Linked DNA regions of Mus musculus: all the other regions are linked to region 2. The links are chromatin loops, found by intact Hi-C in ENCODE. Cell type or tissue: left cerebral cortex. All regions are shown on one strand. Region 1 has its middle 26 kb from the start of Gm15942. Region 2 holds the start of Ncald (neurocalcin delta). Region 3 has its middle 40 kb from the start of Gm24833.

Region 1 (8,000 bases), 270 kb before region 2:
GGAAGAGGGGAGAGAGACAAACAGACACACACACACATATGCACAGAAGCACACATAGAGACAGACAGACACACAGGGGTGGGGGAGAGAAAGAGAGATCTTATTTCTTTATTCTTCCTTGAAATAGCAGAAAGATCAGCTCAAGCCTACAGAGGCACACACACACACACACACACACACACACACACACACACACACCACAATTAAAAGTGTAGTTCTCCTGTAGTGCAAATATTTATTGAATAGTTTCTATTGGGAAACTAAGTATTAATTGAGGCATTGAAATAAGTTAATAATCATGGTAATCTATTTTAAAGACTAGAATGTTTTAGAACTAATAGATGGGATGAGGAAATCAGAGGGTGACAAAACCTAGAATAACTGGGCTGAATAACAAGAAGCTGCATGAACCAGGTGACCAGGGATGGCCTTGCTACAAAATAGTGTTTCACAGCAACCTGAGCTTAGTCAAGAGGGCAGAGAAGAGCATTATAGGCAGGTGCAAAGGCCCTGAGGTTGACTGTGGCCCTGTGATGGTAAACCCTGGTTGTCACTTCTAGGAAATGAGTAATATAGATGTGACTGAAGGGGTGAAGGGAGAGATGGACAGAGGCCAGTTTACTCAAAGCCCACAGAGGAGTGCTCCTTTAAGGCTGCAGTGGGAAGGCCCCTGAGGGTATAATCAGGGGTTATTTATCTGTCCTGGTCTGGTACCTGTCAGTGTCCACTCTTCATGGCTGCTGTCCCCCTGTAACATAGGCCTGCACATAAAACTGTAAGGTGCCATCTTGTTCTCCATGAATACTTTGCTTGCTTCACTTTTTGGGGTGGTGGTGGTTTTTTGAGACGAGGTCTCTCTATGTAGTCCTTCCTGTTTCGTATCTCACTGTGTAGAATGGGCTGGCCTGAACTCACAGATATCCTCCTGCCTCCCCAGTGCTGGATGTTCGTTTCGCTTCCGAGGCAGGCTTATTCATAGGGTAGGGCTGGTCTCAAACTCATTATGTATTTGAGGATGGCCCTGAGCTGCCGATCGTCTCGCCTCCACTCCCTCAGTGCTGGGATTACAGCTGTGCACACCTGGTTTTATCTGAAATGTTTCCAGCTTTCCGTCACAGTGGACCACAAGATCAGTGAAATCCTGGAAGATAAAGGCAGCTGTGTCTAACAAGACCCACAGCAGCGCAAGACAGGAAAGGGGGGCGCAGTTCAGCAGAACTCAGCATTCGCGGACTGCAGAAAAGGCTTCTCGCAACTGGGAGTCCAGATGGAAAGTAATATTGTTAGGAAAGGAAGGAGTAGGGCAGCAGGCACAGGCTGGGTAATATGAACAAGGCAATGCCCAATGAGATCGGTGAGGTCTTTGTTCTCTACTCTGCTCTGTTCCTTGTGTACTTCCTGCCTGCAGAAGCCGAGGTGTATCAACTGCTGCAGCTACATGCAGATTTTTACTCTTACACTCCCACTGTGTGTTGCGGGTGTGCACCATACGCCATACACCATACGCCGCACACCATAGCCTGCCTCATGTGTGAGTTCAGCCCTGACTTGGTTGCATGCTTTCCCACAATTCAGAAGCTGTCGGTCTGCTCCTCGCCAGGAGGCAGTTGTGGTACCTTGATGGGGTTTTCTTCCCTGAATGCCCTTTCTAAAAGGAAATTTTGCCAAGGTTATGTAAGGGCAATTGTGTGTGTGAGAGTGTGTGTGTGTGTGTGTGTGTTTCGCATATGGGCATGCACACTTGAAGCGAGCTGATACTGAACCACTACAGCACAACAAGGAGCAATTGCAGTAGCAGAGGACAGCCCTTGAGCAGCATCTCCTCCTAGTGATAGCTGCTTTGAGTTTGATCTCTTGCCACGGGTGGCAAGCCTTTAGCAGTGTCGGTGGGAGTTGTGGGCCCTCTTCTCCCTGAGGCGAGGACCAGGCAACAGTTGGAATGACTCTAACTGGGGTGGCTTGATGGGTCAAGTGGATAACTTGATTTTGTCTTTTGATTTCTCAAAATGGAAATATTTCTGTCTTTGGAAATCTTCTTTTAAAACTGTAATCAATTTAAATAGACACAGATAGAAGGAATAGAAATGATCTTATTGGGATTAGTGTCCAGTCTATGGAGGTGGGCAGAGCTTGGAGAGTTGAAAAGGTGACAGAGTCTTGGAAAGATAACATTAAGAACCAGCATCCAGCCATCCAACTGCATCCTTGAAGAGCTGGGGCACAGATGCCCTCTTTCTGTGAGCCTGTACGTTGTGATTTTGCTTGAACACAGATGGGCATGTTTTGTGTTGGGTGCTTGCAGGGCCTTAGATGAGGCCGTCTTATTTGGATGCACCACAGGCCATGTGAACTTTGCCCTGATGCTCCTTTCCCCCCTTTAAGGGAAATTTTCAAAGTAAATGTACCTCTTTTTTAAATAAATGGCAGGGATAATAACGGAAGAGCTATTTGTGTAATAAATGGTTGTCCATGTTATGCCCTAAGCCCTACAGGGGGAAAGCTTGGTCCCTTACATTAGGTGTCTTGTCCTGGTGCCACATCACTGGCAGAACAAGGATGCAGTGATAAATTGAAGCTGTCCTAAGAAGGACTGGGGCATGGCTTAGCAGGAGGAGTGCTTCCCTAACATGCACTATAAGCTGGGTTTGAACCCCATCACAGCATAAACACTAGACATGGTGATGTATACCTATAATTCCAGCACTCAGTGAGGTAAAAGCAGGGGATCCGAGGCTCGAGAGTTTGAGACCTGTGTAGGAATTGAAATAAAGATCACAAAAAGCCAGAACTCAGGTATTCAGTATTCAATTACATATTGGAGAAGTGAGGCAGTGAGCCATCTTGAGGTCCAGCTTTTAATCCCAGCATTTGGGAGGTAGAGGCAGTGAGTTCAAGACCAGCCTGGGTGACAAAGCAAATTCCAGGCTAACCAGGGCTACCTAGTGGGGCCCTGGTTCAAAACAAATCAAAATGAACGATTGTGACAACCCTGTGACTGTTTTGTCTTTTACCTGAGTCTCTATGGGTCACTTCAGTGTTTATCGGTGGTAGCCAAGAAGGAGAATAAAGAAAACTGGTTCACTGTCCTGACCTTGTGCAGATCCACAAAGCTGAAACCCAACAGGCCAAAGAACCCCAGAGTGTTCTAAAGACTTTTCTTCCAAGAATAACTTGGAGTCACATATACTTTTGAAATTATATATCAGTATAAAACATTAAAATCTCCAAAAGCCACCAGCCCTCTCTGCTTGGAAATGTGGTGTTATGGGAAATGGCTGGCTTTGTTTTCTTTGAAGAAAGGCAATGGATTTATAATTTATAATCTTGGTGCCTATCATAGGTAGCCTCTAGAGCCCCAGGGGAGTTTGAAATTGGGAACAAGATTGGAAGAGAAGATTCAGACAGTGAGATAAAAAAAGCTGAATTCCAAACAGAGCTTGCCTACTCTTTGAATGCGTTTTGAAGGCAATATGAGTCTAGGTTTTATTTTTAAGCTTTGAAAACATAGGAATATCCTCTGGGAAGGTTTGCAGAGAGTCTCTTGGGAATGAGCCTGTAGTTTGGGCAGGGGGCAGGTTGCTACAGCTCCACCCCTGAGCGAATGGCCAAGCACCTTCATGGGAGGTGTTGTCTGCGTGTGGGACAGTGGAAACACGTTGGCGGATATGAGAAGGAAGCCTCGCTGATTGAATCAGGACCAAGCAGTGTGACTTTCCAGATTAGCAGATGGAAATCTGCTGCATGTGCTCAGCATTTCTATTTTGAGCACAGAGAACATCTCTCCAACTGTTTCTTTCCTCTTCTCCCCGCTCCCTCCGCAGACCTCGAAGCCCCTCTGCGCTTTAGTTTTCTTATTTTGTTGGTATGGGTTTGCTTCTAGCCTACACCTTGAGGTTTCTTAGCTGTTGGCCAGGGTGTGAGTTATCTGTTGTGATAATCAGTCAGGCAGGACTCTACAGAATCCCCTCAGACAGGAGCTGTGCTGGCCTCTCCAGGAATACTAGCTGGAAGACAGAGGGTGTGAGCACAGAAGGAAATTAGCTGAGGAAAAACTCCATCCAATAAAGTATAGGCCTCACTAGGCAAGCAGTTGGTGCTAGGCCCTCTGCAAGAGCGCCCCTCATCTGAAGGTCTTTGCATTGCTGGCTGGTATGAAATTCTTGGATATTTAATTTTGTTTTAATTTTATTTTAAGTGTACGTATGGATGTTTTCCTTGCATGTATCTCCATGTACCATGTATGTGCCTGGGGCCTGTGAAAGCCAAAATTCGGCATCAAATATCTTGGAACTTGAGATGTGAGTTTCTGTGTCAGTGCTGGGAATCAAATCCTGGTTCTCTGGGAAAACAGCCAGTGCTCTCAAATGCTGAACCATTGCTCTAGCCTGCTGTAGGTACGTCAGTATGAGAACACTGGTTTAGTTACTATAGACAACTAAAGCAGGTATCTGACTAAAGGGTCCGTGTATGCTTTCATGCACGTGTTCTCTCTGTCCCTGTCCCTGTCCCTCCCCCATCTCTGTCTCTCTCTGTCTCTCTCTGTATTTCTCTCTCTCTCTCTCTCTCTCTCTCTCTCTCTCTCTCTCTCTCTCTCTCTGTGCATGCTTCTGAAGGCTTGAGTTGCTGTGTAGGTATCTGGATTGCAATTCATGAGTCCTAAAGTATGAAATCTTTCTGGTATTTCGAGGAAGGATAAAGAAATAAGACACTTCCATCTGTTTTTAATTTGAATACTTTATTTCTGGAGAAAACTAAAATTTAAAATAAGTCTTTATTCTTTTTTTTTTTCCCCCACGCAGGCCATCTTTGCTAAGTTGAGGCTCCTTAAGACTAAGCTAAAAACATCTATTCATTGATTTGTACAAAGTGCTTTTGACTTAATTTCTATACTAATTGGTTACAGCATCTATGTGAACTATACATATCTCTATATATCAATCTAAGTGACGCTGTAGTATCAGCTGTGAGGCTCTTTCTCCCTTAAACTCACATGCCCATTCTCTTCTTGGAGGATGCTTTAGGCCTATTTTTAGAAATGAGCATAAATGCAGTAAAGATTCTCATGTTACATATGAAAAACCTTCCAGCAGCATCTCGGATGTGGCAAGAGGAAGGGCTTTATGACATCTTTCTGAGTGAACTTAGTTAATAGTTCCAGCTAGTGGGTCCAAGTCTGGATGGACACCTGAGGTGTGCTCGCACAGTATCTGCAAAGCACACCATGAAGCTGAGTGTCGTAACGAGCGTCTTTACATCAAACATAAGGAAAGCAAAGCAGGGGCAGGTCCATCTCTGTGGGTCTGAGGCCAGCTTGTAAATGACAAGTTACAGGCTAGCCAGAGGCAGGTAGATCTCTGTGAGTCTGAGGCCAACCTGTAAATAACAAGTTACGGGCTAGCCAGGGCACCCAGGGAGTCTCTGTCTAAAAATAAGTAAAATACATACTGTCGTTGCTTTTATCTTCATGGCTTTCTAGGTCCCTTGGTAACAAGGAAAGAATGGAATGAACTGTGTCCCTTGAGAGCCGTCTGATGATCATCTCCCTTCCCATAAGGTGATGTGGGGGTTAAAAGCGGGGACTCTGTTCTCCAGGGCCTGTGGTGACCTTGGTCTGGCATGTCCTTGTCATGTGGAAGGCAGGACAAGGATTGGATAGAAGCAGGAACTATTGGTGGATCTCATGGGCTTTAATTTCTCCCTCCCACCCCCTGCTGCTTACCAGCAAACAGGACAAGCTACTTAGCATCTCTCTATTCGTTCTTCACATAGGAAATTGGGCAGAAAACAGTAAGGGCCTTTGGGAGGATCTAGTAAGCTAACACTTGTCTGTCCCCAGAACACTGCCTCGTGCATAGCGGCACACCGGTGTTTGCCACTATTATCGATATTGTTACCAGTATATTCGAGAAACACCTTTGTTGTGTTTTCAGTGTACAAAATGGCAACTCCATTGTGTACTAGAGTGACCAGGTTTACTGAGCAGGACTGCACATGGTAGCACTTGCACTTGGCTCTGTTTTGAGGATTCTGAAAGCGACCTCCTGTGGCTATACCTTGATCCCTGGCAGTGGGGAGATTCTGGGGCTGCAGAATGGCAGGGAAAGAGTTAACTCAGGGCTGCAGCCGCTGAACATGCAGTATAAACAGTATTTGGGAATGAGGTCACTTCTGTTTTGGGAACCTAAAGGCAAACACAGTTACATTTGTTCCTGTAATCATTGCCTTGTTTGAGACTGTTTATGTTTAGAAACTCGCGTTGGAATATTTATCAGTCGGGGCTCTGAAACCAACTCTGGCTACTTCAGCCAAAAAGGAACAAAAAGAGCCATGGGACTCTTCCTGGGGTTGAGGGAAGTGCATGGGCTGCAAGGGTGGCCTCAGACAGAGGTGGGATGCTTCTGAGGGCCTGAGGGGAGTCTTCCAGGACTCACTTCAAGAGGAAGCAGCAGCAACTATTTTGCTTCCTGATATTCTGTCACTGGAGACTGAGATTCCTGGAAGAGTCTGTTGGTTGGGTCTGTTCCTGTGCCCTGGCAGGAAGGCCCACCAAGAATGCAAGTGGTTGAAGAGGGTGGAGGAAGTAGGCTCTCCTGTCTTCTAGGCATTTTTTTTTTTTGCTTTTGTTTTTGTTTTCCTTTTGAGACTGGGTTTCTCTGTGTTGCCCTGACTGTCCTAGAACTCCCTTTGTAGACCAGGCTAGCCTCAAACTCACAGAGATCCACCTGCCTCTGCCTCCCAAATGCTGAGATCAAAGGTGTGTACCACAGCCGCCTGGCTTTTGGTCTGTGTTTTAAACAGTCATTCAAAGGCATGCTTGAGCCCCAGAACAAGCTTGATATTGTAGAAATGTGGGTAACTGTGAGTACAAGAAACCATAAGAATGACATGGAGGGGCAGATGCAGGTGCACATCGTGGATGGGGCTGGCTCTGGGTGTCTCCACTGTGTGCAAAGAAGTGTGTGAAAGCCGCTGTCACAATCCATGCTGCTACTATGGCAGAATATCTCAGACTAGAGGATTGATGAAGAAGAGAAGGTTGTTGTCTCATAGTTTGGGAGGCTGGGAGATCCAAACCTGAATGCCAGCAGGTTTGGTTGTGTCCTGGCTGCCTTTGCGTTCCATGGTGGGATCTTGTCAGTGTATCCCTGAGAGGAAGAAAACTGTGAGCTCACAGAGGCAGAAGGGCAACTGTGTGGACTGTGAAGTCTGCTTCAAGGTCTCAGTCACACTTCGAGGGAAAGCACCGTCACACCCTTTAAAGGCCCCAGCTCTGATACTACCCACTGGCCACCACATTTCAGTGCCTTAATTTTGAAGCCTGAATTCAAACCATAGCTCTGGTCTCAGTGTTCCTTAAACAGGGGTTGGTTTCTCTGAGACTTCTCAATGAGAGCTTTAAATACTTTGAGGTTTCAATGGAATACCTTTTTAAAAGGTCCATTTATTCTGGATGTCCCTTAATACAACACATGCTTATGTCCCCTCCCACTCATCCTGCTTGTAGGAGCCGGGGGGCTAAGTAGGAATTCATTTCCAGTCATGATCTAATGAGAGAGATCCAGAAGCAGGCTAAATACAACAGTGCACTTGTGTGGTGTGCATGCCAGATGACATAAGAGTGCTGTTTCAGTTGGAGAAGAGAATTTGGAAGCAGGTCTTCCCCTGGCACACATAGTATACTCACTTTGGGCCTCAACAGTCAATGCCTTATGCAAGCTGAGAACAGCAATTTAGATTCAATGAAACAATAGAATCGTTTGCGTGCTGCTAATGTTGTTTTGAATTTTATTAGCTTTAAAGTTTTGAATTTAATTTGTACCACTGTTCTTAGAGTGCTGAGAAGGCAAACAAGGCTTACATAAGTCATTTTGTATTTCTGTGTGGTTAGCTGAATTAAAATAAAATACCTTTGGTCATCTCTGGAGGTCCTTGGGGTCCTTTCTTTCTTAAGTGGGGAGTATTTTATTCAAGGTTTGGAGGTGCTGCACCATGGGAGATAT
Region 2 (8,000 bases):
TATTTTCTTGATATTAAACTGAATAAAATGGAGAAACGATTGACAAGGCAGCATAGCTTCAGAGCCTGGGCTAAGTCAAGTCAGGCAGCCAGCAGGGAGAACTTGATCCCTGGACACCTACACTTCCCTTCCTACACCTTCCTCCCTCCCAGCCCAGAGCAAGGACCCACACTCCTAAACAGAGAACCAGAATTATATGTAGAACACAAGTCTAGAAAATAGACCTGTTGCTTAAGTCTGCCCCTTATAAGGCATTCAAACCAATTTGCACAGACACTGGGTTCAGCTGCTGTCATTCTAACAAGTAGGTCCATTCCTGACTGTCTTCAGTCTGAAAGTAAAGAATCTAACTTTACACTTTGCCTTTACATTTGCCACGGTACAACCAATAGCATCAGAAAAATAACTTCCAATAAAAACCCATTCTCTCTCTTCATTGGAGCTAGCATGGAAGATGGAATGGGGGAACGGGATGCTTCTGTGGCCAAGCAGATAGGCCATTAGTCCTGTGAAAGATCAGCTTCTATTCTACTGAAGACAGAGTCACAGAACAAAACCAGTTGGCCACAGAGTCACTCATATCTCATAGTGTGTGTATGCACACATGTGTGAGTGTGTTACACATATGAATATGAGTGTGTGCATGCATTTATGTGTGTGTGCACATGTTTGTATGCTTGCACGTGCAGGCGCAGTGTGTGTGTGTGTGCGTGTGCGTGTGTGTGTGACTGTGTCTGTGTATAGTCCTAATGACCCAGGCACACCACCTCTTTCTTCTCCCCACCTTTCAGCTCCTTTGTTTTTTGAATGAGTCCACATTTTCTAAATGGGTTTTTCATAATGCCTTCCTATGGGTTTTACTCAATTTTGTTTAATTGGCTTCCTGTTAATTAAGAATGAGAACGAACTGGGTCATAAGCACTCACACAGAGCTAAAGATCAGCTAACGTGTCCCTGAAGGCAATGAAGCTGTAATTTGGGAACAGGTGGGCTGCACTGTTGACTCCTCTGTGGTAGGGAGATTCCATCTGTGGGATGCCGAACCAGTCACTCAACATGAAACTCCCTCAGTCCGTTATGGACCAGAGAATCGTGGGAGGGTAGAGTGTGGGACCTGCGGAGGGGTCTGGCCCCTTTTCTCATCATCTCCAGGTCCTTCTAAAGTTGTGCCCTTGTGGAAGTGTTCTGGTCATCATTTTTGCAAGGAATCTTAGGTGGCATGCGACTTGGCTTTATCTACCCTGCTTTTTGCAGCATGCTTCCTTCCTGTCAGGCTCCTTCAGCCACACCATCTTTCATCGGCATGCTCTCGGGACACCGATGAGGATTCAGTTTCAAGAATATACAGTTTTTCCACCAACAATCTCTTGAAAGCTGTTTTCTCTCAGTTTATTTAGAGGGGAATTTAATTCACTAAGAAAACCACCTCATGAATGTTTTCAGCTTCTTTTTTTGACTGGAGGGGGAGGGGCTCTGTGCTGTGATAGTAAGACTAAGGGTCACAGCATGCATTTTCTGGCAACCAGAGAAAGGACAAGCAGGCTTTAATGATGAAAGTTGCAGGCACTCGTGAGTCACAACTTTGAGGGTTGAAATTATCTGCCGGGCACTGTTCACAATGGTTTTGCAATCCATGTGTATACATACATGCACACACAGATATGCACACACACGAGCACACACATCAGTGACAGATGACCTATTGAAATAATTTCAGAGCCAGTCTGTGGTTGCTACGACAACCAATGCTCTCTTGGCTTTTATCTGGCCATGTGACAGGGACTTTGACGTCAGCCAGAGGCAGAGTCTGTGGCTGAGTCCGCACAGTCAAAGGCTTGTGAGAATCTGGTGGATGCTGGACCTTGCTGCTGCTGCTGCCGCCGCCGCCGCTGTTGCTGTCCCTACAGCTGTGGTTGTTGCTTCCCAGGGGCTGCAGGAGCATGGACTACTAAACCCCCACTTCTTCAGCGTGAGGTAATCGGTTTGCTTTATACACAGGAGTTACGTGGTTTCACAGCCCCTGATGGTTTTCCCTCCCCTCTTAACCTCCTACAACTTTGCCTTCAAGAGCAGTTACTGACGAACGGAGCCAAAGAATGTGAAGCAGCTTCCAGTCACGAATTTCAGGCAGTCTCTGGAACTTGGTTAAATTTGGATTAGTGTTCCATGAAGTAGGTTAAAATGTAATCTTTCTTGCGCAATGCTTGCTAACATACATTATTTAGAAATTCTCATTTTGCAGCGTGAGCCAAATTTGCTCCCTTGAATTCTAGGAATCCCTCCTTCAGTGTTGTTTGGGGTCTGGTAACTCCAGCACCGCCTTGGAGGGAGCAGCTAACTTTTCCTTGTTGCTGCTGCTGATTCTGCGTCAGCCCACAGCAGTCTGGAATTTGGTTTCTACCTCATTTGCAGCATGTATAATTAGCAACAATGGGAACCGTGAGAAAAGACTCTAGACTTTGAAAGTTGTGGTTATTATTGTAAAGGGGGCTTTTGGTACTCTGTAAATAAGAGGGGAACTGTCAACAGCTTCCTGTTTAGAGAAAAGAATCTGCAATATGCCAAGGAAGTCGGGGTGGAACCTTTATGTGTGTGCGTGTGGTTGTTTTGTGGGTGTTACTGTGAAGTGCTATTTTGTGGCTCGCTCTCTCTGAAAACCCTGGTGAAGAGGAGGGACTGACTGGCCTTTTCTAAGGAGTCCTGTAAGCTGGTTCTGATCTTTATTCTTAAAAGTAATTATCTTGAGAAGAAACTAGCCTGGAACTAAATATGCATTGATGTGAGGTCTTCCCTAACTGAAATGTAGATTGAGGATGCTCGATAAAAATTTGCTCCAGGTCTTGTGTGAGTGATTTGGTAACTGATGAGCAAGGATTGCTCCGGCTGTTGTGTGTGCATTGCTGTGGTTCTGCTAGCTCCTTCTGCAGCTCCAAGTTTCAAGGAAACCTCAGGTTCTGAAGCAAACAGAAGCCTAGATGGATAAACAGGTTTCTAGATCTTACAGATTTAACAGAAACGAGGCGTATTTTAGACAGCCATCTGAAATAGAACCAGCATTTGAAGGAGCATAGATAGACTGGCTCCACTCGATATATGCAGTCAGTAGGTTGATGATATAGTTATATTTTAGTTTGGAGAAATAATACATTGTTTGGACAGTAGGTTGACGATATAGTTATATTTTAGTTTGGTGAAAGAATACATTGTTTTTTGCTTCTGTTACTAGGCTCAGAATTGTGGGTTCTACATTTTGCTCTCGTTGGGTGAGAATTCTGAGAGCCTGTAGCCGCAGCAGTAAATGAATAACTGCTTGAATCAATTATTTTCCAAGCAGCTTTCAGTGAATGGACCTTTTGATCAGAGCTTCCGTTAGGACTGTCCACTGTCTGATGTGCTTGTACATACATGTATTTACTAAGACGTCTTCCAGTCATTTAACTGACCTCATGTTCTTGTAACCCAGACGCTACCACTTTCATGAGTCAACTGGTGTGTGACATTTCAATTGAGAATGGGGGGACCAGCTAGCACTGTCATTTAAAGGCATCTCTCGTGGTATACACTTGGTGCTTTAACTTTTCTTGTGTCGACTGTTATCTTCACTCTTTTTCTTGGTTCTCTCCCTGGTTTTAAATTCACAAGATGATTATGTACGACATCCTCATGCCCTCATGCATGAGACTGGATTCCAACAATCAAAACTGTGAGAGAGAGAGAGTCGGTGTTAGTGGCAAAATGTCGGTGATAAAAAGTTGGGAAAAGAGCCTCCCTGATGAAAATAAGAACTTTCAAAGCCTCGAGCCAAGGGTTTGGTTTTTTGTTTTTGTTTTGTTTTTTTTTTTTAAATAAGGAAAGGGGGCTGAGGAGCATCCCCCTGCAGCAGCGAGTCTGTGCTGCCTGCTATCAAGGTCAAGAGTGCTTCAGCCTCAGAAGATGCCAGCATGGAATGATTGACTCTAGAAACCTGGCTGCTGAATTATTAAAGGCTCTGGGTCTAGTTTCAGGAAGCCTTAACCCTTTCAGTGCCACGAGCACGTCTGGCCGTCTGGTGCTACCTGTGGACTCTTTTCCAGAATGATATCTGAAGTGCATAAAACAAAGTATGCTGTGTTGCAAAGGAAACTACTTTTCATGAAAATGTGTCTTTAAAAAAAGAAAAAGAAAAAGAGGCCATGAGTTTGAAAGAAAGCAGGGAGGGGAGAGGGGCAGGGGAAGGGGGGAGATTCAGAAGGTATTGGAGGGAGCAAAGAAAATGGGAGGGATAAAGTTATTATAGAATAATTTCAAAACATACAAAATAATAAAAAATAAAATATACTATCTTTTCATTATGACAGGATAATTGCTTTGTTCATATGTTATTAAGTCATATACCCTACCAGCAGGTGCAATAGCTACCACAGTAATGAGGCAGTGCTTCGCGTGAAGGCTGCTTTGAAATAGAGTTAGTCTAAGAATTGCAATATGAAATGCAAATATCTGCGATTTGTCTTGGCAACATCCCTGGCACTGTGGTTTGTGACCCACATTTTAGTGGAAAGAAATACTAAATTTCAGTTTGGGGTTGGTGGAAATAAAGATGACATTATTTAACCACCCAAGTTCTTGGGGTTCTTCTGGATTCTGTCTGCTCTGGAGGTAACTAATATGTGAGCTTGTGGGGCCAAAGGACATAGAACCCCCTGGACAAAGTCCATAACCTTATTTCAGTTCCACAGCATCTGATTTTATTCTTGGACCCTGAGAACTTCACAGTACACTCTAAATACTGGTGCAGACGGGGATGGCAAGATCCCTCAGCTGCTAAATCTGCAATTTACCTTTAATACCCCACCACCGCCACCCTTAACTCGTCTTCTGTTACCTGCACAAGGAACTCTTACCTGGGTAGATATGGGTTATGAGGAAAACACTATTGACAGGTCACTCAAGTTCAAACCGTGTGCCACAGAGGACCATAGCTGTTTACAAAGAGACCTTTATCCACACAGGGAAGATAAGTGGACGGTGCTTTCATGAAGCATGCTGGGAAAAGCAGACACTTCCCAGAAGAGCCAAACTGGATGCAAGACATAGCTAAGGCCAAGAAGGAGGTGTGAGTGTTATTGTGTAGTAGGAGGTGTGAGTGTCATTGTGTAGTGTCGGGTGTCAGAAAAGCTCTCATTCCCTACATTGTTTTGAATGAGAAGAAAATAGTGTTGACTTTCCTCTGTGAGATGAGGGAACTTTGCTGTCCATTAGCTGCTGTCACAGCCCTGTGTTTAGAGAGACCAAAGCCGCCCTTTCAATTACATGAGCTCCTACCATACTGGTGTAAAAGAATGGAGTTAAGATGGTTTTGCACAAGCTGTTGTTTAAACCAAATCCAAATCCCTTGCATTTGAAATGGAAGCTGAGTAATTTTTCGTGTGGTCTCAGAGGGATTACGAAAGAGGATGTTCTTAAATAGTTCTTGCTCTTTGGATTAGGAAAAACACCTGCTTGGAGCCTGAGTCTCTGTGGCAACCTGCAGAGAAACTTGGAGAAAGTCTAACATCCCCAGCTGTCCTCTGCTTCTTGATGGAGGTGCTGGAAACTTCGGCGCAGAAAGGAATGTGTCGTGATTTTTTACGAAGTCGACTTTTCTTTAAATGGCATCTTAGGATGGAAAGCAACTAGCAACAGCTTTACAAAATTCAACATTTTTTTATTGTTTCCATAAGAGATGCCATAAAAGTTAGTGTTTATTGAGACTTTTATACAGAAATTATATGATAAATATTAAGTCCACTGGTGCTACATTCTCCAGACCAATAGTTTCTCATCTCTGTGCTTAAATTTATAGCTTTTGTGAAATATATCTATAGATGCCATTAATGTCATGCTGAAATGGCTCAGTACTTAAGAGCATTTGCTGCTCTTCTAAAGGACCTCAGTTCCCAGAAACCACGTCAAAGGGCTCACAACTGCTTGTAAGTCCAGCTACAGGGGATCTGACAGCCTCTTCTGGCCTCCACAGGCACCTGTACACATGTAGCATACACTCACACAGGCACACACGAGTGCATAAATAGAAATGACAATTTTTTAATTAAATTATTCCATGGTAATCTAGAATGGAATAGACTCATGTCACGATAAAGTCCTATATTTGATTTGCAGGCAAGAAATTGCTAATATGAAAGATATTCCAGTTGTTGCTTTAATCGGATGCTTTTCCACAGTCAGTGAGCTCTGCTCAGCATTCCAGCAAAGCGAGGCCTGTACATCTTCCTTAAGCAGCTGTACTGGTTACTGTAGCTGTGACAAAAATACCCAACAATGGGAAGGATTTGGCCAGGCATGGTGGTGCATGCCTTTAATCCCAGTACTTGGGAGGCAGAGGCAGGTGGATGTCTGTGAATTTGTGGCCAGCATGGTCTACACAGTGAGTCCAGGATAGCCAGGGATACACAGAGAAACCTTATCTCAAAAACAAAACAAAACAAACAAACAAAAAAAACACCCACAAAATAAACACAAAACAAAACAAAGAAAGGTATTATTCTGGCTCACAGTTAAAGGTATGTGGTCCATCAGGGCACAGACAGGATGACCTCGGGACCACAAGGCAGTTGGTCACATTACATCCTCAGTCAGGAAGTAGACCCAGATGAATGCTGTTTCTCAGCTTGCTTCCTCCAATTTACTTAGTCCAGGGTCCTGGCTCATGCAATGGTGCCTTCCACAGTTAGGATGGATTTTTCTACCTCGAGTCACCCAATCTGGCAACTCCTTCACAAGTGTGCCCATAGACTTATCTGTCCCCTAGTTGATCCTAGATCCTGTCACTTGGACAATCAAAATTAACCATTACATCAAGGTAAACGTTTTAAATGTTGACCCTGAAATGTCTTTGTTTCTATTATATGTGTATTGGACATAAATGCCAAAGAGTATGACTGTATGCTAAGGAGACTTCCATAGACCACAATCAGTTCTGTGACCATCAAATTTACAGCATCTTGAAGGTACAATAACAGTGTTCCACAAAAGTAATGGCACCCCCTACCTTCCCATGTCACACCCTGGATCAGCTGCAGCAGGATCGGCCATTCTCACTCACTAGGTGGCTTCTGCAGCATCATATTACTTTAGGCATTTTGGGTCCCTCCTTACCGTGACCCTTGAATGGTGTCTACCATTGGAACATAGAACCGTAGTGGCTCTGAGTTCTTGACTGACCCTTCAGCCTTTGATACATTCAGTAAATCCTGAACACCTGTTATGTACCAATATTAGACTAGGCATGAGAAATACTATGTGGAAAAGAATAAGTCAGGTCCCCACCATTGACCACTTACAGTCTGGCTGTATAGGGAGCAAGAAACCAGGAGTCCTTCTCTCATGGATACACTGTACTGTAGTCAAGTAGCCTGGAAAACATTAGATTCTACTCCAGAATCAAACTTTAGAAGAGGCAGCTATTGAATACCTAGCAAAAAGAGCCATTTCTTTCCACCTGCTTGAATCAGAGATTCCAGGTGAGTATGTCAAGCCTGTGTTCCCAGTGGGCCAAAGGTTATCTGTCCCTCATTCAGAAGATAAGTAACCAAGAGAATAATTTACTCTTATGCCAATACTTGGGGTTATTCAAAAGATAGGACCCACATTACTCGTTAGAAGTAAACTTTACATTGGTACCCAAATATCTCCCATGTTTTCTGTGTTAACCACTAAGAATAAGCTCCCTGCTTCAGTAAGCAGACACAATGCTTTCTGTCTCCACTCACTCACAAATCTGGTTAGAGAAAAATGCTGCTTCACACAGGTGCCCAGGGACTCCAGCTCCTCCTAAGTTAGGCTGAGTGTAAGTCCTGTCTTTACCACTTTGTGTTGGTTCTTTTTTTACAAAAGCCACATTTTCTCATTTGGACAATACTAGTGCCTATCTCATGGGGTTTTGGAATCAACTCCCTCCAATAGTAATTGGCAGACACTAGGCACTCAATAGTTTGACCTGCTGTGAGTTGTTTAAGCCT
Region 3 (8,000 bases), 110 kb before region 2:
AATAAAGAAGCTCAGAAGACCTGGAAGTGGTCGTGAATAAGGAGTAGCTAAGTGTGTCAGCGTGCCAAAGTAATCCAGTGGGAGAAATATTCTCAAACAAGTCGCACTGGGGTACCTGGATATCTATAGGTTAGAAACAAAGATTTTGGGTTGGTGAGACAGTTCAGTGAGTAAAGATGTGTCTTAGTTAGGGTTTCTATTTCTGTGAAGAGACAACATGACCACAGCAACTCTTAAAAATTAAGATTTTTGATTGGGCTGGCTTACAGCCCAACAGGTTCAGTCCATTATCATTATGGCAGGAAGCATGGTGGCATCCAGGCAGCCATGGTCCTCGAACACGAGCTGAGAGTTCTACATCTTGATCCACAGGCAACAGAAAAAGACTGAGAGCCACTGTGCCTAACTTGAACTTCTGAGACCTTGAAGTCTCCCCCACTCCAATGTGACACACTCTAACCAACAAGGCCACCCCCGAAGCACCTATGGCAGTCGTTTTATTCAAACCACAGCAAGATGGTTACCACCAAGGCTGATGACCTCAGCTAATGGAACCATGTGCTGAAAGTAGAGAACCAACTCTAAGTTGTCCTCTAACCTCCACTTACGCGCTGTGTTTCAAACTTGTGCACATGTGTGCATGGACACACACACACACACACACACACACACACACACACACACACACACACTTGGTATGACAGTAGACATGCAAAGGAAAAGAGGGCTTGCATACAAAGTCTTTTTTTATATAATGGTGCTAGAACCACAGGCCTTAATGGTGTTGCACTGGGCATTAAATTTTATGGAGAGCACACATCAGCCAGACCACAGCACTGGACCATGTCAATAGAAGCTCAGTGGGTGTGTGGGCTCAATGCCATAGGATGAAATTGATCCTGGGCTGCTATGGATTTGTACCAACCTGGGCATTTAAGTTGCATTTTCGATGACACATGCAATTGCTCAGTTTTTATCTGTCTATTCACCATGCTTGCTTTCCTCTTCCGTGGTATGCCTTCCTCCTCCAACCCTGCCTGTCCTCTCCGAGCCTGCCTTCCTCCTCTGAGCCTGCTTTCCTCCTCCGAGCCTGCCTGTCTCCTCCATGTCTGCCTGTCTCCTCTGTAGTGTGCCCATGGGATCTATTACTAGCTTTGTTATTATCTTGGTTTTATGACCAATTCATAGCATTTCTTTAGACAATTTGAATACTTGTTTGGCCTGTCTTTTTTTTTTAACTTTGAATATATTACTTTTCTTCAGGGGGTGGTGTGGGTGGATATCATGCACCTGCGACACACAGCACACGAGTGGAAGTCAGTGGACAGTTTTCTGGAGCTGATGCTCTCCGTCCACCACATAGGCCCTAGGGATCAAAGCCAGGCCCCCGGGCTTGGTGGCAAATGACTTTATCTGCTGAGACATTCACAGACCCCTCCCCTCTTAACATTCTTTGTCATACCTTAATATTACAGTTGCAAATACGTCCATCTTTCTTTTTATGATTAACCCTTATATGCTTCGAAGATTCCTTTTCCATTTTGAGGTCAGAAAAATGTCATTTTTAAAAATCTCCCTCTAAACGTTTAAGCCTTTTTGCTTTTCACAGCTAAACCCTTAATCCCCTGGAATCATCTTTGGGTACGGTTTCCTCTTGGCTGGGAAAGGTTTTTCAGCTTCCATGGGAGCGCTGATAGCTTTTAATAGCCCAGTGAAGGAGGAAACAAGGGAGAAACCTCCTCTGCAACAAGATTTAGGAGGAGAGCTGCTTCTCCCTTAGACACCCTGCAGAGGAAGTGTGTAGAAATGAGACAAGTGTCCTCTGCTTCAGCCAAGGCAGGCTTGCTTTAGCAACTAGAATGCCTGAGAATCACGTGTTAAAAAAAGAAAAGAAAACAAGAAAAAAATGGAAGGTGGAAAATGAGCCCTCCGCCACTGTTTGAACTGTGGCTCAAGTCATTTAAATAGCCTCCCTGGCTGGAGAGGAAGGCAGGCTTTGTTGCATTTGGGAGTTTGAAGCTAGGGTCTCAGGTAGCTCAGGCTGGCCTTGTATTTAGCTATGTAGATGAAGATCTCCTAGAGCCCCTGATCTTCAAGTGCTGGGGTTACAGGTCTGCAGTACGAGTCTGCTTTAGCAACTTTGAAAAAGGATCCACACGTCCCTACCACAATAAGGCTCAACGGTGGCAGTAGCCATGTGAAAGTTCCCTTTGTATGGTATTCAGAGGACGGACTGTTTGGGCAGTGCCTAGGATTGGAACTGTCACTGGTGGAGGTCAGGAGACCTGACTTGAGTCTTGATTTCTCACAATCTCAGTATCTCACTATCAAGGTGTTAGTGAAAGTTTCTTGGCTCGGGGTTATGTTCTGTGTCCTAAAGGAACCCTTCTAGATGACTTAAGCAAGCATACTCATTCTTGAATGGCAGCCCAAGAGCAGGCAGGGCAGGCCAGCATGGCAGCTCCTTTCGGTTTAGGTCTTGCACTGTGTGGCTTTTGTCAAGGAACCTCCCCTCACAGAACTTCTGCGCCTCTCCTCCTCAGCTGAGAGCTCCTGCTTCGGACAACATTAGGGTTCTGGAGGGAGAGAGGCAGACTGAACACTGGGGAGGCAGCCTGTGACATCTGTCATGGTTTGCTTCCAGCCGTGATGTGGGCCTCCTCTGGCAGAGCTGTCTGGATGACAAACGAAAGTCGGAAAGATGGGAAATTCACACACCGCAGAATAAGTTTCATAACCAAAATGGAGTTCTGAGTCATTTCCTCAGGGAGTGGACCCTGTGCTGATAGAGAAGAGCTCTAGTGAAGCAGGCCAGGGAAACGGTCTTCATCTAGCCTCACTCCTTCTGGTCTCGGTAGCTGAGAATCCAAGGCCTAGCCCAGTGTTTTCGTGGCCAGGCATGCTTACATGTCAACCTTCCCCTCTTGTTGAGCCTTATTGTGATGGAAATGTGTGGATTCCCTTTCATAATTCCCTTCTTCCGCTTCTCCTCCTCAAAGAGCTCCAAACGCCTCCTATGTCAGTTTTGTGTAAGTTAACTCTAGCCTTACCTCTTGGGCTAGCCTGGATTAGTTTATGTGATTTCGTTAGACTTCACAAAAGAGGGACTTACAGATCCAGGCTTGGGAGACACTGGAATATTTTGTTAGGACCAAGGCTGACATTGGGTGACTGAAATACGAGACATGGCCTGAGAAGCTGCAGAGAACCTGTGTCAGGAGAGCCACAGAAAGTCAAACAGGAAAGCAAATCTCTGCTTTCCCTAAACTGGCCTGACTTCTGTCTTATTTTACCTGCTTGTTTTTTCAGCTGAATGCAGCAAAATATTTCCTTTTATTGATTTTTATGAGAGTGAATTTAGGTTGTACTGTTCATTGCCAATATATGATTCCTAAATGACAATCCCTATGTTTTATTATTTAAAATAATTTCTGTATTTTGACAATATAGTATTCTTTCTCTCTCTTTTACCACCTCCGTGTGTGTGTGTGTGTGTGTGTGTGTGTGTGTGTGTGTGTGTATACACCCATACATAAATAAGTTTATTTTGAAGTTGGTAATCCCTGGCTATACCTGAGTTCATGTGCCCCTAACACTGCATTGTCTGTGTAGCATGCCCAAAGCAACTGAGACCATGAAACACTGTTCTCTGAGGGGACTGTGCCTATGACACTCATCCCTGAGTACTTTAAGGCAACTGACAGAGGGGCTGAGCTTCAGTGCTTCTCAGAGGTGTGTTTGATGCTTGCTGTTTGCAGAGACAACTCCAGGGACATAAAAGTAACCTGAATTTTCTTGCTATTGCTGAGTGTTCTGATAACAGGGTGGCTGACTATGCGTGATTTCAATTACAGAGCCCCAGCCCGCTGCTGAGAGGAGCTGCCTGGACAGAGCATCTCTGAGGCCCGAGGTGCTGGGACTGCACACAGTGAGTTCTTTCCTAAGCTCTCGAGAGGACCAGATTTTAGACTGTAACCTCTGATCTAAAGCACGAAGGTGTTCCCGCTGCTTAGGTTGCTGGGTCTTAGTTTGTATTTGGTAAAAGAGGGCACTGGCTTATGTCCATCCTCAAAGCTGCTTTGTCCTAGGGTGCCCGTTGCCATAGTTAACGTGAGGGGTTTGTACCGCACGAAAGGCAAAGCTGGGCGTTTGTTGGGATTTTCAGGGGACAAAGGAAAAATCTGTACTCTTCTGCGGCATCCGATTAGATGGGAACCTCATTTAAGTGTTGCATTTAGGAAAGCAAAGCAAGTCAAAAACAAAATAGTAGACCTGGCAGTGAAGCGGGAGACTGAGAGTACTGCTCCCTAGAGGAGACCAAGGGCATCCACACCTCTGGACTCCCGACTCTGCTTCCTTGTAATGGGAAATTGACTCTACAGTACTGAGTGTGCTGGCATTTATTTCTGATTCTGAATCATTCTGAGCATTTACTTCAGTACAGCAAGGGTCACACTGCAATAGTGAGCTTCCTGCTGAGACAGGGGCATTGTCACTTTCCTAACTTGTTGATAAGAGTCTCAAAAACCATCTCATTGGTTATATAGCAAACTAGCTTTTCAGGGAGGGGACTCTATTGGTATGTGGGTTTCTTGGAAAACATTCAGAATAAGCTAATGGGCCCAAGATTTGGATGCAAGATAATATGACATAGGTGTTGGTGTGTGTGTGTGTGTGTTTATATGCTGGAGTCAAAGCATCACTGTTAATCTCATATATTCTTGGCCAAACAGTTTTTGTGTGAGGGGAAAATGGCAAAAATTAAAATAAATAAGGGCAAGATGGTTATATATATGTATGTATGTATGTATGTATGTATGTATGTATATATGTATATATATACATATATATTATCATCATATATATATAAATATATAATATCATATATTTGGTCTTACAAGGAAGAATGACAATTTGAAATTTTTATGTGAAACAAACTTCTCTCCCATTTATGTGTCTCTGATTTAAGCATTAGCTTAGTCACACAGCTTATCTGCTTTAGAAAAGGCAGCGAATGCAGAAAGTGAAAGTAAAATTCTTTGTTCCAAATTTGGTAGGCCAGTCCTTTCAAGGAAACCTGTAGGACAGTGTCAAGTTGTCAGAAGTAGCATTCGTGTTCGGATCTAATGGCTTTCTCCCTGCTGGCATTGGAGGATTGTGTTTCTCCTGGAGGCTGAAACAAAACTGTACATTTAAGGCCATTAAGCACAGGCAGCTGGAGGCGGTCTCTCTTCTTGTGACAAGTGAACTGCTTATTGATGTCATAGCACTAGACATGGCAGTCGTTTTGACGCCAATCTAAGCCATCATAGAAAAATGTGTGTGGTCTAAAGATAGCAGACAACGTGTGAGACCCAACACAGGAACCCCACTCTTTAAACATGGGGGCATAGAGAAGAGTCACACTATTCTCTTCTAAAGTTTTGTCCTTGTTATTTGTGACAGAGTCTTACTATGTAGTCCTGAGTAGCCTTGACCTCAGAGTCCTGCCTCGGCTTCCTGAGGATTAGGGTTATGCCTGGCTAGACGCTGGCTTATTCTTGCACCTGTCTGAGCATCCTCATCTGCCTTGTGCCTTCAGTCTCAGAAGACTCTTTAGTGTGGATCTCTTCTAGAGGGGCCTAAACTGTTCAGCTTCCTCTTTGGTGAGTGTGGGGAGGTCCCAGAAGTTCCCATATGCAGCATCTGCCATGCCCAAGGAAGACTAGGTAGGTGAGAGATTGACAGACAAGCTCTCAGGGGGGAAAGAGCCATTTTTGGATGGACAACTTTTGGCTAGAGAGAGCAGGGGGCAGGCAATCTAAGGAGGAAAGTGCCTCTTCCATGTAGACGTAGACCTCTTAGCTGGGCTTTTCCCAAAAGAATGGTAAGTTAGCGAATCCTCTTGAATTTTGTGGAGTTTGGGGAATTTTGTGCAAGAAATCCAGACGTGAAGAAAAATTGCCTTGTGGCAGATCCTGACAGCAGAAAGTAGGAAGGCTGTGTGTAAAGAAATTACTGTATATGATACCAAGAGAGTCTACATTGGAGATCTCTATAGGGTCCCTCACGTCATAGATTGGGGAGCAGGGAAGAAAAGACTGTAGGAGTCAGAGGGAATGGAGGACATCAGGAGCACCTCTCAGCCCACCGACTTGGCTCAGCAGGAATCACAGGGGCTCAGTGGAGCAGCAAACACTGGGCCTACGTGAGTGGGCACCAGGTCCTCTGCATATGCATTATAGGAGTCAGCTTCGTGGTTTTGTGGGACTCCTAGCAGTGGAAACAGTTGTATCTCTCACATTTTGGGCACTTTTCCCCTCCTATTGGGTTACCTTGTCCAGCCTCAACAGGAGGATTCTCGCCTTGTCTTGTATCTTGTTTTGCTGTGTTTGGTTGTTGTCTCTTTCAAGTCTGCTCTTTTCTGAAGCAAAAATGGAGAGGGAGCGGATCTGGGGGGAAAGGGATGTGGAAGTGGAGCTCAGAGGAGTGGAGGGAGAGAAGTTCTGGTCAGGATGTATTGTATGAGAAGAATCTATTTCCAATAAAAAGAAAATGGCTTTAGAGTGCAATCTATCGCGTCTCGGCCTTTTTTTTTTTACCTTAGATCGAGTGTAGAATGAAGTCCGGGTGGACTCCAGCTTGGGCTTAGTGCTAACATTCCAATGATGAATGTCTGACTTTACCCCCTCTCTGCAAGGACTACTTCTTCTGGAGTCCCAAGAAGTTGCTACTTTTCCCCAAGTCTCCCCAAATGATCAGCTTCTCCACTACAGAGTGTTATAAAGACATCTTTTCTGCAGTGGGTTTCTTTCTTTTCCTCTATTTTCATTAGTGACCACTTCCCTCAGGAAGGAAAATCTTAGGGATACATTGTATTCTGCACAGTAAGTCACCAATAATTTTAAGGTATGCCATCAAATAATAGCTTTTAGCCTGAGGACTCACCACATATTATTTTCAATGTCCCATTAATGCTCCTATGTCACAAAACACTGATTTTCCAACAGACTACCCAGAGCATACAGGGTGCCAGGTATTCAGAAGACAATTCAAGTTTGAGCTTAGATATTTACAAATACTATGTAGAGACTAATGCTGACCAGTCACATAATTGAGTCTAAGTCAGCCATTTTCTACCCATCATGCATTAGTCCCAGAATAACTAATATAGTCAATAATAAAAATAAAACTGCCTTTTCATCAGGACATACAAGAAGCACGGAACAAGGGCAGCTAATTTCCTAGAAAGCTTGTAATAAGACCCCCTGGTGTTACACAAGATGGGAGCATGTGCTTGAAGCACATAAAGGCTCATTTCAATAATGAATGTGTGTTGACTCAGCACCCACTAACTTGAGACCTCGAGAAGAATAAACAATACAATGCCACCCATTTGATAGCAGTGCATTTTCCTAGAAGTATGTTTTATTTATTTTTCAACAAGAACTGGTTGAGCCATCACTATGTGTCCAGGCACTGTGCCAGACACTAGGGACCAGGAAAGTATGATTTCTGCCTACTACTCAGTAAGATGGGGCTATCCTTTGGCCCTTGGATCTCTCCCAAAAGGCCCATGAAAGGGAGACAGCTCCCATCCCATTAAACTATTGACAGGTGGTAGATTGAACTAGAGAAAGTCAACTCACTGCGGGCATGCTAGCCCTCCATCTCTCCTTGATTTCCAGATGCCATGAAGCAAGCAGTTTATTCCAGTATCCACTTCTGCCATGTTGTACTGACTCCCCTTGGGCCTAAATGAGCTCAGCAGGCACCTCTGAAATGATGAGTCAAAACCAGCCCTTTTTCTTTAGTCTGTTGGTTGATCTCAGGTATTTATCACAGTGATATAAAGCCAGCATGGATATCTTGGCAGGAGGGAGGTAACCAAATAATCACATAGAAGTATTCCACAAATGTGTTGAATGTTGCAGTGGGGGTGGGAGGTAGGGGCATAGAACTGTGAGCCTATAAACATATCACACCTAGCTTCCCTGTTGGTAAGAAGAAATGTGTCATGA

Evidence for each region. Hi-C counts contacts between places; a loop is a spot of excess contacts. Peaks named below come from ENCODE experiments on the same cell type or tissue, not always from the same donor. Only the 100,000 strongest peaks of a DNase experiment are listed, where the experiment ranks them.
Region 1: it touches region 2 in a loop (6-fold over the local background); 5 of 42 quality-filtered maps call a loop at or near these places.
Region 3: a loop joins it to region 2, with 5 times the contacts of the local background. A loop is called at or near these places in 3 of 42 quality-filtered maps.

Annotation. Positions count from the first base shown.
Region 1 is chr15:37,722,638-37,730,637 of GRCm38, reverse strand. It overlaps a transcript of Ncald not described here. Among named protein-coding and RNA genes, the nearest start is that of Gm15942, 26 kb to the right of the region's middle. In left cerebral cortex, a CTCF peak has its summit at 4,127; DNase peaks (open chromatin) are centred at 5,068, 5,207, 6,247, 7,609 and 5 more places; H3K27ac peaks cover 6,849 bases.
Region 2 is chr15:37,453,191-37,461,190 of GRCm38, reverse strand. It overlaps Ncald (neurocalcin delta), which reads left to right and starts at 1,809. Exons shown (of 4, transcript NM_001170868.1): 1 at 1,809-1,974. In left cerebral cortex, no CTCF peak of the experiment used is centred here; DNase peaks (open chromatin) are centred at 3,394, 4,497, 5,183, 5,468 and 6 more places; H3K4me3 peaks cover 3,938 bases; H3K27ac peaks cover 3,258 bases.
Region 3 is chr15:37,559,319-37,567,318 of GRCm38, reverse strand. It overlaps a transcript of Ncald not described here. Among named protein-coding and RNA genes, the nearest start is that of Gm24833, 40 kb to the left of the region's middle. In left cerebral cortex, a CTCF peak has its summit at 4,301; DNase peaks (open chromatin) are centred at 1,347, 1,777 and 2,672; H3K27ac peaks cover 2,451 bases.